Linked DNA regions of Homo sapiens: region 1 is linked to region 2. Evidence: chromatin loops called from intact Hi-C (ENCODE). Cell type or tissue: endothelial cell of umbilical vein. All regions are shown on one strand. Links, peaks and the distances in the headings refer to the core of each region. The heading gives the core; the rest is flanking DNA.

Evidence for each region. A loop is a pair of places that touch in the nucleus more often than their neighbours do. Peaks named below come from ENCODE experiments on the same cell type or tissue, not always from the same donor. Only the 100,000 strongest peaks of a DNase experiment are listed, where the experiment ranks them.
Region 1: it touches region 2 in a loop (4-fold over the local background); 1 of 110 quality-filtered maps calls a loop at or near these places.

What each region holds. Positions count from the first base shown.
Region 1 is chr1:227,355,112-227,359,504 of GRCh38, reverse strand. No RefSeq gene overlaps it. Among named protein-coding and RNA genes, the nearest start is that of LINC01641, 36 kb to the left of the region's middle. RefSeq lists enhancers at 2,166-2,849, 2,850-3,535. In endothelial cell of umbilical vein, for the core only: no CTCF peak of the experiment used is centred there; DNase peaks (open chromatin) are centred at 1,904 and 2,724; H3K27ac peaks cover 2,946 bases.
Region 2 is chr1:227,133,053-227,137,445 of GRCh38, reverse strand. The region is part of intron 10 of CDC42BPA (CDC42 binding protein kinase alpha); the gene reads left to right. Among named protein-coding and RNA genes, the nearest start is that of CDC42BPA, 180 kb to the left of the region's middle. In endothelial cell of umbilical vein, for the core only: no CTCF peak of the experiment used is centred there; DNase peaks (open chromatin) are centred at 905 and 2,405; H3K27ac peaks cover 2,662 bases.

The DNA.
Region 1 (4,393 bases), core at 160-4,159, 220 kb before region 2:
AAGACATTTAAAGAAGAGGTGTGTCGATGGACCTATGGCCATGGCCCAAAGTGTGAAGATTTTGAATCCCATTGTTAATGCCCATAAGTGAGCATCCCCCATGGAAGAAGCACTGAAGAACTAAGTAGACAGGATGACTTAACTGGTCATCTACTAAAGGATGACCAGCCAGACCCTGTCACGCTCTAGTGCTGGCACAATGGGCACATGAACCAAGCAGCCCTGATGGCAAGGATGGAGGCTGTACATGGGCTCACAGCAGGGACTCCCACTCAGCAAGGCTGATCCTGCTACTGCAACTGCCCAATGTCCAACCTGCCAGCAACACAAACTAACCCTGTGTACCAGCCGACCAATTAACCATTTGGTATTAATTACATTGGATCCTTTCTACACTGGAAGGGGCAGTAGTTAATCTCGATAAAAATGGATACATATGGATGTAGGTTTGCTTTTCCTACCCACAGTGTGTCAGCCAGCACCACCTTCTGAATAATTACAGTTTTTATCCAGAAATATGGAATGCCGTGTGACATTCTATTAATTCAAGGAGCCCACTTTACAGCAAAGGAGAGTAAAAGTAGACACGTGGTGGGGAGATCAACTGGTTCTACCACCCAGACCCTGCCAGCCTGCTGAGGGGATAAAATGGTCTTTGTAAGGGAGCCACAGAAGCTTACGCTTGGAGATGCCAACCTAAGAAGTTGGGGCATCATTTTCCAGATTGCAGGACATGTCCTAAATCAGCTACCACTCTATGGTGTTGCATCCCCATTGGGAAGAATACTTGGGTCTAGGAAACAGGGTGAAAATAGAAGTGGCTGTGCTTATCATCACTGTCAGTGACTATTAGGAATGTGTGATTTCTGTCCTTGCAGCTTTGTACTCTGTGGGTTTACAGGTTTTATATTCTAAAGGAAAACACACTAGGGGACACAGCAGTAGTCCCATTAACTTAATTTTTTTTTGAGACAAAGTTTCCCTCTTTTGCCCAGGATGGAGTGCAGTGGTACAATCTGGGCTCACTGCAACCTCTACCTCCCAAGTTCAAGCGATTCTCCTGCCTCAGCCTCCCAGGTAGCTGGGATTACAGGTGCGCACCACCATGCCCAGCTAATTTTTTGTGTTTTTAGTTGAGATGGGGTTTCACCAAGTTGGCCAGGCTGGTCTCGAGCTCCTAACCTCAAGTGATCTGCCTGCCTCGGCCTCCCAAAGTGCTGAGATAACAAGCGTGACCCACTGCGCCCGGCCAGTCCCATTAAATTTTATAGCTACTGCCTAATTACTTTAGGTTTCTTGTTATAAGAGACAAGAAAAAAGGAGTCACCATTCTGGGAATGTGTCATATTGGGGATTCAGCAGGGGTCATTGACTCTGATCACTAAGAGGAAGTAAAACTGCTGATATACAATAGTGCCAGGAAAGGTATATAATATTTGGCACCCGGGACATCTCCAGGAGAATCTCCTTGTACTCCCTTTACCAATTTTGATGGCAAATTGCCAAGTGCCATGGTTGCAGCCTGAGAAGGACGTGACAACCAGGGTCTCAGACCCATCAAAGATGAGGGTCTAGGTCACCCCAGCAGCTAAGCCACCGAAACCAACAGAGATGATAGCCAAGGGTGAAGGGACTCTAGAACGGGTAGAAGAGTGAGATAATCAGCTGGCCTCTCAGGATCCATTGCTGTAGTGACAGAGCTGTGGTTTTTCCTGCCAATCCTCTCCTTAAATTTCCCAGAAAAAGAACCAGTCAGAATCTTGGAGGAACTATTTGCAAAGACTAATTTACAAAAAAAAAAAAAAATCCAAGCAGCGGAAAAGGGTGGACTGTAGTTAATACTATGCACTGCCCAGAACTTCCCTGCAGGACTGAGATACCATTTCCCCAGCTGTCGGAAGTGTTGGCCGAAGGGCTTTCAGCTGAGTCACTCTCCAGGAAATGTTCTCAGTCCCTCGCCCAAGGACATTCCCTGCCTGGGGTCAGTCTCCAGCCACTGACTGAGGGAGGCAGTATAAAGGCCCATCCCCCTTTGCACCAAGGTGGGACAAGATGGGCTATCCAGAGCTCCCCTCTGACTGCAGCCTGGCTTTGTTCCAGCTGCTCCCCAGTTCAGCTCTTCCCTCTTTTCAATCCTATCTCCTTCCATGCCCATTAGTGCTGACTCATAAGACACACCCCAGTAAACCTCCAGCAGGCAAATCTGTCTCAGAGTCTGTCTCAGGGGACCTGACCTAAGAAAACGTTATCAATTTACTGTAATTTATAAGTTAAATAATGTAAGACACAACATAAGGAAAGAGTCATCTGATAATTCACAAAGGAAATTGCAGAGGAACTGGATGAATAGTGCTATTAGATAATAAGAGTGTTGTTGGGTTAATCTTTACAGATAGAGGAAGATTCCCTGTTGAGACTGTGTCCAGAGGCGAATCAGAATGACGGATAAATGAAATAGAAGGTTTGGGCAAAGAGAATAATATCAGGCAATGTTCTGTGAGAGGCAACTTATCAGACACATCTTGTACGGCATCTTCCATCCGCTCAGCTCACCTTTTTACTCTAGCCATTGATGTGGCTGGTGTCAGTGGGGACAGGTGGGGCTAGCTTACAGCAGTATCCTAATCACTAAGAACTTCACCAGCAATGAAGTGCAGGTGAGGCCGGCAGCAGCTTACCTCAGCTGTATCACATTTTTCTCCACTGATCTCACTTCCTGCCCTATTGGCTGGCTATAGGAACTGTTCAGCCACTGTCACACAGTGGCTGTGCAAACCTGGCAGGGAGTTTCATTTCCTGGGGCAACGCTTGACCAGTGGGAGATGGTCACAATTTACATGACCATAGAGCGTTCCCAGAGGGATGGAGCCCCAGTTGCACATGATAATGGCCAGCTTAATAGCAGGCCCTTGGATTGCTTTCTCTCCTGTTTTACTCTTCTACTCCCTCATTCCTATTCTTCTGGATCACTTCCCAAAATAAATTACTTGCATACAAACCCTTATCATGGAATCTTTTTTTTTTTTTTTTGAGATGGAGTCCTGCTCTGTCGCCCAGGCTGGAGTGCAGTGGCACAATCTCAGCTCACTGCAACCTCCACCTCCTGGGTTCAAGTGATTCTTTTGCCTCAGCCTCCCGAGTAGCTGGGATTACAGGCACACACCACCATGCCTGGCTAATTTTTGTGTATTTTTAGTAAAGACAGGGTTTCGCCCTGTTGGCCAGGCTGGTCTCGAACACCTGACCTCAGGTGATCCACCCGCCTCGGCCTCCCAAAGTGCTAGGATTACAGGTGTGAGCCACCGCACCCAGCCATGGAATCTACTTGTTAAGGAAACTCAGGCTAAGACAGTTGTACCGAAGTGACCCTAAAAAGGAAACTTTCAGGGTCCTTTAACAGTCCTTATCACAGATAAGAACCCGTGACTGGTGTTAAGTGGTTAATTACTACCGGTTTACAGCAGCATCCTAATCCCTAAGAATTCACCCAGTGATGGACGAAGGTGAGACGCCGGTGAATGCTGAAGCGTTGTATTATGTCATAGTAATGGTCCTTGAACAGCCTGGTAACAATGTGTATTATATGAATGTGGAGTTGGCTGGGTCTTGTTAACAGAATTAGAAACCTTGAAAAAGAAAATGATAGGCTCAGGTTAGTCAACTATCAACTCAAGGCATGCTGTCTTAAGACATGCCTTCATGGAGGCATTTTAAAGGGCTCTTGTCTTCTGTAACTGGGGCCCAGGACAGCAGTGCTACAACGGATAATGATTGCACAACTTTGATGGGTCTCCCAGGGTTACACTCTGGGACATAGAAAGGGGGCATTGGAGTGGATGAACCAGAGAATCTTGAGGCCCCGGGCCCTCCTGAACTGTCGAGGTTAGCAGAAGTAGCTCACTATCTCACACTGGCGGAGAGGAGCCTCTCCTCTCCAAAAGACCCTTCAAAAACCTCGCCTGAGGCTGTTGCCTCACAAAATGGTGAGTGTCCTTTTTAGGACCCATGCCTGGCTCCCTTCATTGCCTCAAGAGCTGGCTAATATGAACCGGCAGGAAATGAGAAGGTGTACAGACAGGTGGATCTTGAGGGAGGTGGGCTAGAGAGGGTAGCATCTAAGGCTGGGTAGGTGAGAGTTCATTGATATAAGAGCATCCTCCTACGATGAGGAGTTTCACATACTAGCAAGGACATCTGAGCCAGTCCCAGGATGTGCTGGGATTGCTCCCTAAAAATTGAACATGATGGTGACCTGCAGTAAGGCCAGAGGTACTCCAGCTGTCTTGCGGAGTTCTGAGGAAGAGGTTAGAAAGCTTGGGGAGATGGAAATATAGGAATGGATTTATTATGTGATACAGAGAACCTGTTCCCTAAGCATGTGGTCTAAGGAATA
Region 2 (4,393 bases), core at 85-4,084:
AGTTTTCTAAAGTGACTATACCAATATATAGTTCTACTAATAATGTATGAGTTCTACTGTCTTCAACTCCTCACCAGAACTTATCGTCCGCGTTTTTCACTTGTAGCCATTCTGGTAGAAGTATAGTGATGTTCTGCCATGATTTTAATTTGCATTTCCCTGATGAATAATGAGGTTGAATATCTTTTCATGTATTTACTATCCATTTGGATATCTAGTCTTGTGAAGTTTTGGTTCGAGGTTCTTGCCCATTTTTCTATTAGGTCTTTATATATCTTTTTCTTAATAATTTGTATGTTACTACTTCACAAACAACGTAGAAACCTTTAGACAACTCCTTGTATGACTGTTGTTACATAGTTTACTTTAATCTGTGTTATAAATCTTTTAATACACTTTTACTCCATTGTTGCTTTATGTTTTCTTTACTCATTAATTTTAAGTATCTTTTTATTTACCCATATATTTACCCGTTTGGTGCTTTTTATTTCTCCCTAGTGATCCATGTTTCTATCTGGAATCATTTTTCTTTAGCCTAAAAAACTTCCTTTATTGTTTTCTTGTAATGTGAATGTGTTGTGACAAATTCTTGATAGGATTTTGTTGATCTGAAAATGTCTTTATTTTTACCTTCATTTTTGAAGAATACTTGTGCTGGGTTAGAATTCTAGCTTGGCAGCTTTTTCTTTCAGAGCTCTACTGTATTATTTCATTGTTTTCTATAATAACTTCCATAATATTTCTTGAGAAGCCAGCTGTTAATCTTAAGCTCTTGAATGTAATGTGTATGTTTTCCCTTCTGGCTGCTTTCAGTATTATGTCCTTAACTTCAATTTCAAATAGTTGGACTGTGATTCACGTACGTGTCGCTTTCTTTATGTGAACAGAAAATCCTGGTTGAGATTCATTGAGCTTTTGCAATTTTCTTTGATGTCTTTTATCAGTTTTGCAAAATTCTAAGCCATAATCTCTGTAGATATTATTTTGCCTCATGCACTTTCTCCTCTCCTTCTGGGACTGTAATTGTGTATATGTTAGATGGTATCTCACATTTCCTTTATGCTCTGTTCTGTTCCTTCCGTTCTTTCTGTTTTTTGTGTGCTTCATTAAGATATTTTCTATTGATCTGCCTTCAGGTTCACTAGTTCTGGCTTCTGCTTTATCCATTTTGCTGTTAAGTCCATCTAATTAGTCTTAATTTCAGATATTGTCTTTTTTAGTTAAGGATTATTCATTTGATTCTCTCAGTTTCAGTTTTCTGTTGAAATTTCCCCATATTTTTATGTATTTTTTTCTCTGTTTTCTTTAACATTTTAATATTTTGAGGTCCTTATCTGTTACTTTCAACAACTGAATCTTCTGCGAGCCTGCCTTTCTGTTTTTTTCTTTCATTTGTCATGCTTTTCTGCTTTTCCAAATGTCTCATGTGAAAGATGTCATGAATAAAAATAACACAGAGAAGGAAGTTTATATTATTTTTGCCCCAGAGAGGTTTCTCCCTTTTCATTCCATCAAGAATTGAGCTTGGACAAGACTAAATTGCTTTTTTTTTTTTTTTTTTTTTTTTTTTTTTTTTTTTTTTTTTTTTTTGGGAGACAGAGTCTCGCTCTGTCGCCCAGGCTGGAGTGCAGTGGTGTGATCTCGGTTCACTGCAACCTCCGCCTCCCAGGTTCAAGCAATTCTCCTGCCTCAGCCTCCTGAGTAACTGGGACTACAGGCACGTGCCACCATGCCTGGCTAATTTTTTGTATTTTTAGTAGAGACAAGGTTTCACCATGTAAGCCAGGATAGTCTCGATCTCCTGACCTCGTGATCCGCCCGTCTCAGCCTCCCTAAGTGCTGGGATTACAGGCAAGAGCCACTGTGCCTGCCCCTAAATTGCATTTTTAATTAGACTCAACCCTACCTTTGATTTCAAATGCCCAGAATCGGGAGCTGGATAGAGCCTAGTTGGGCCTCTTTCTCCTTCACTTCCTAAACTATGGGAGATTTATTCTGTTCTTCAGCCTTCTGCCCTATACCATTTCCAAATTTGGTGTCTTGATGAAGAGACTGGCCATGTATTTGAAGCAGATTCTCTTCCTCAAGCAGCTCTTTGTCTCTGAAATAATTCTGTACTATCGGAGATTTCTGTCTGACTTTTCAAAGCTCCCTAACTTCCCATGCAGCCCCCAAGTACATCAATTAAAATATACCATGGGAATAAAAGCACCATATGCTTAGGGACTTTGAGATTTCCAAATTGTTGCACCATCCCCACACATCCTCCAGAAGCTTCAGTGGTTTTTCTTTCCAGCATGTTATCTCTCAATTTAAAGGCCAGGCTTGACCTAAGTACACTCACAGAAATGGATAAGGCTTCCAGGTAAGAAGCAGTTGTAATAGCCTCTTCACCTCAGAATGCCTCACTTCCCTGGCTCACTTTCCCAACTCCAACTGAAAAAGCAAAGAGAACTAAGTAAAATAAACCAAAGATGTTTTTAAAAATAAGATTTTCTCAAATTATGTATTGAATTTTTACTTTCTACGGCAGGAGAAACAAAGCAGTGACCTGTTGCTTCCTAGTCCATCCCCTTATGACTAAGAATTTCCTATGTTTTGGGTTTTTTTTAAATGTTTTGAATTCTTTAATTTGTTCTTGGTATTTTTACATGTGTAGTATCGTTTGCACAGAGCAAAGTGAACAAAAATGTAAGATCATTGCCTTTTGGTATGAATACTTGTTTCATAGCAGTGACATAGATTAACATTTAAACTGATTCATTCATTTATTAGCTGTTTATTGAGTATCAAACAGCCCAGGAGCTGTACTGCCCATGACCAGGAATGTAATAAAAAGCAGATAAAGGCAAAAATACCTCCCCTTGTTATGTTTGCATTCTGTTTTGAGGAGACAGACAATAAATCACATACAAAGTAGGGTCATCCACTGAGAGTTAGGAAGGTAGAGGAGATATTAGATATTTGACAAGAAAAAGAGAAAATGTGAAATGGTCAGTATGGAGACGAAAAGAGTAAATGAGCTAGGGAAATAGTTTAGGATCGCCAGATATTTCCAAGTTATTTAAGTTCAGTAATCATGAGTTTTAAATGACTGTGTATTTTTTTCAGCCATTTTCAGCTACTTGGGTAAAATCATACAGTAGGAGGAGAGTAGAAATTATCCAAGATAGAGGGCCTTCTAGAATAAGTACAATGGAGGAGAGAAGGGTAAAGAAATTGAAGGTATTTGCAAAACAGTGATGGACCAAAGAATCTAACCAGGGTAAGTAAGAAAGTAAAGAGGAAAAAAATGGAAAATGTTAGGAACACATTGATTGGCATTTCTGGTTGGAATGAAAAATTGTTGAAGTGGTCCCTAGAGTAGTAAGCTGTACAGATGAGAGAGATGATTTTGGAGGCCATGCAGTTATTGATAATGACAAAGTGTATAGTTGAATTTCTTTTTTATTTATTTATTTATTTATTTATTCATTTATTTTTTTATTGATCATTCTTGGGTGTTTCTCGCAGAGGGGGATTGGGCAGGGTCATAGGACAATAGTGGAGGGAATGTCAGCAGATAAACAAGTGAACAAAGGTCTCTGGTTTTCCTAGGCAGAGGACCCTGCGGCCTTCCGCAGTGTTTGTGTCCCTGGGTACTTAAGATTAGGGAGTGGTGATGACTCTCAACGAGCATGCTGCCTTCAAGCATCTGTTTAACAAAGCACATCTTGCACCGCCCTTAATCCATTTAACCCTGAGTGGACACAGCACATGTTTCAGAGAGCACAGGGTTGGGGGTAAGGTCACAGATCAATAGGATCCCAAGGCAGAAGAATTTTTCTTAGTACAGAACAAAATGAAAAGTCTCCCATGTCTACTTCTCTCTGCACAGACACGGCAACCATCCGATTTCTCAATCTTTTCCCCACCCTTCCCCCCTTTCTATTCCACAAAACCGCCATTGTCATCATGGCCCGTTCTCAATGAGCTGTTGGGTACACCTCCCAGATGGGGTCGTGGCCGGGCAGAGGGGCTCCTCACTTCCCAGTAGGGGCGGCCGGGCAGAAGCGCCCCTCACCTCCCGGATGGGGCAGCTGGCCAGGCGGGGGGCTGTCCGCCCCCACCTCCTCCCGGACTGGGCGGCTGGCCGGGCAGAGGGGCTCCTCACTTCCCAGTAGGGGCGGCCGGGCAGAGGCGCCCCTCACCTCCCAGACGGGGCAGCTGGCCGGGCGGGGGGCTGACCCCCCCACCTCCCTCCCAGACGGGGCAGCCGGCCAGGCAGAGGGGTTCCTCAGTTCCCAGTAGGGGTGGCCGGGCAGAGGTGCCCCTCGCCTCCCGGACAGGGCGGCTGGCCGGGCGGGGGGCTGACCCCCCCACCTCCCTCCCGGACGGGGCGGCTGGCCTGGTG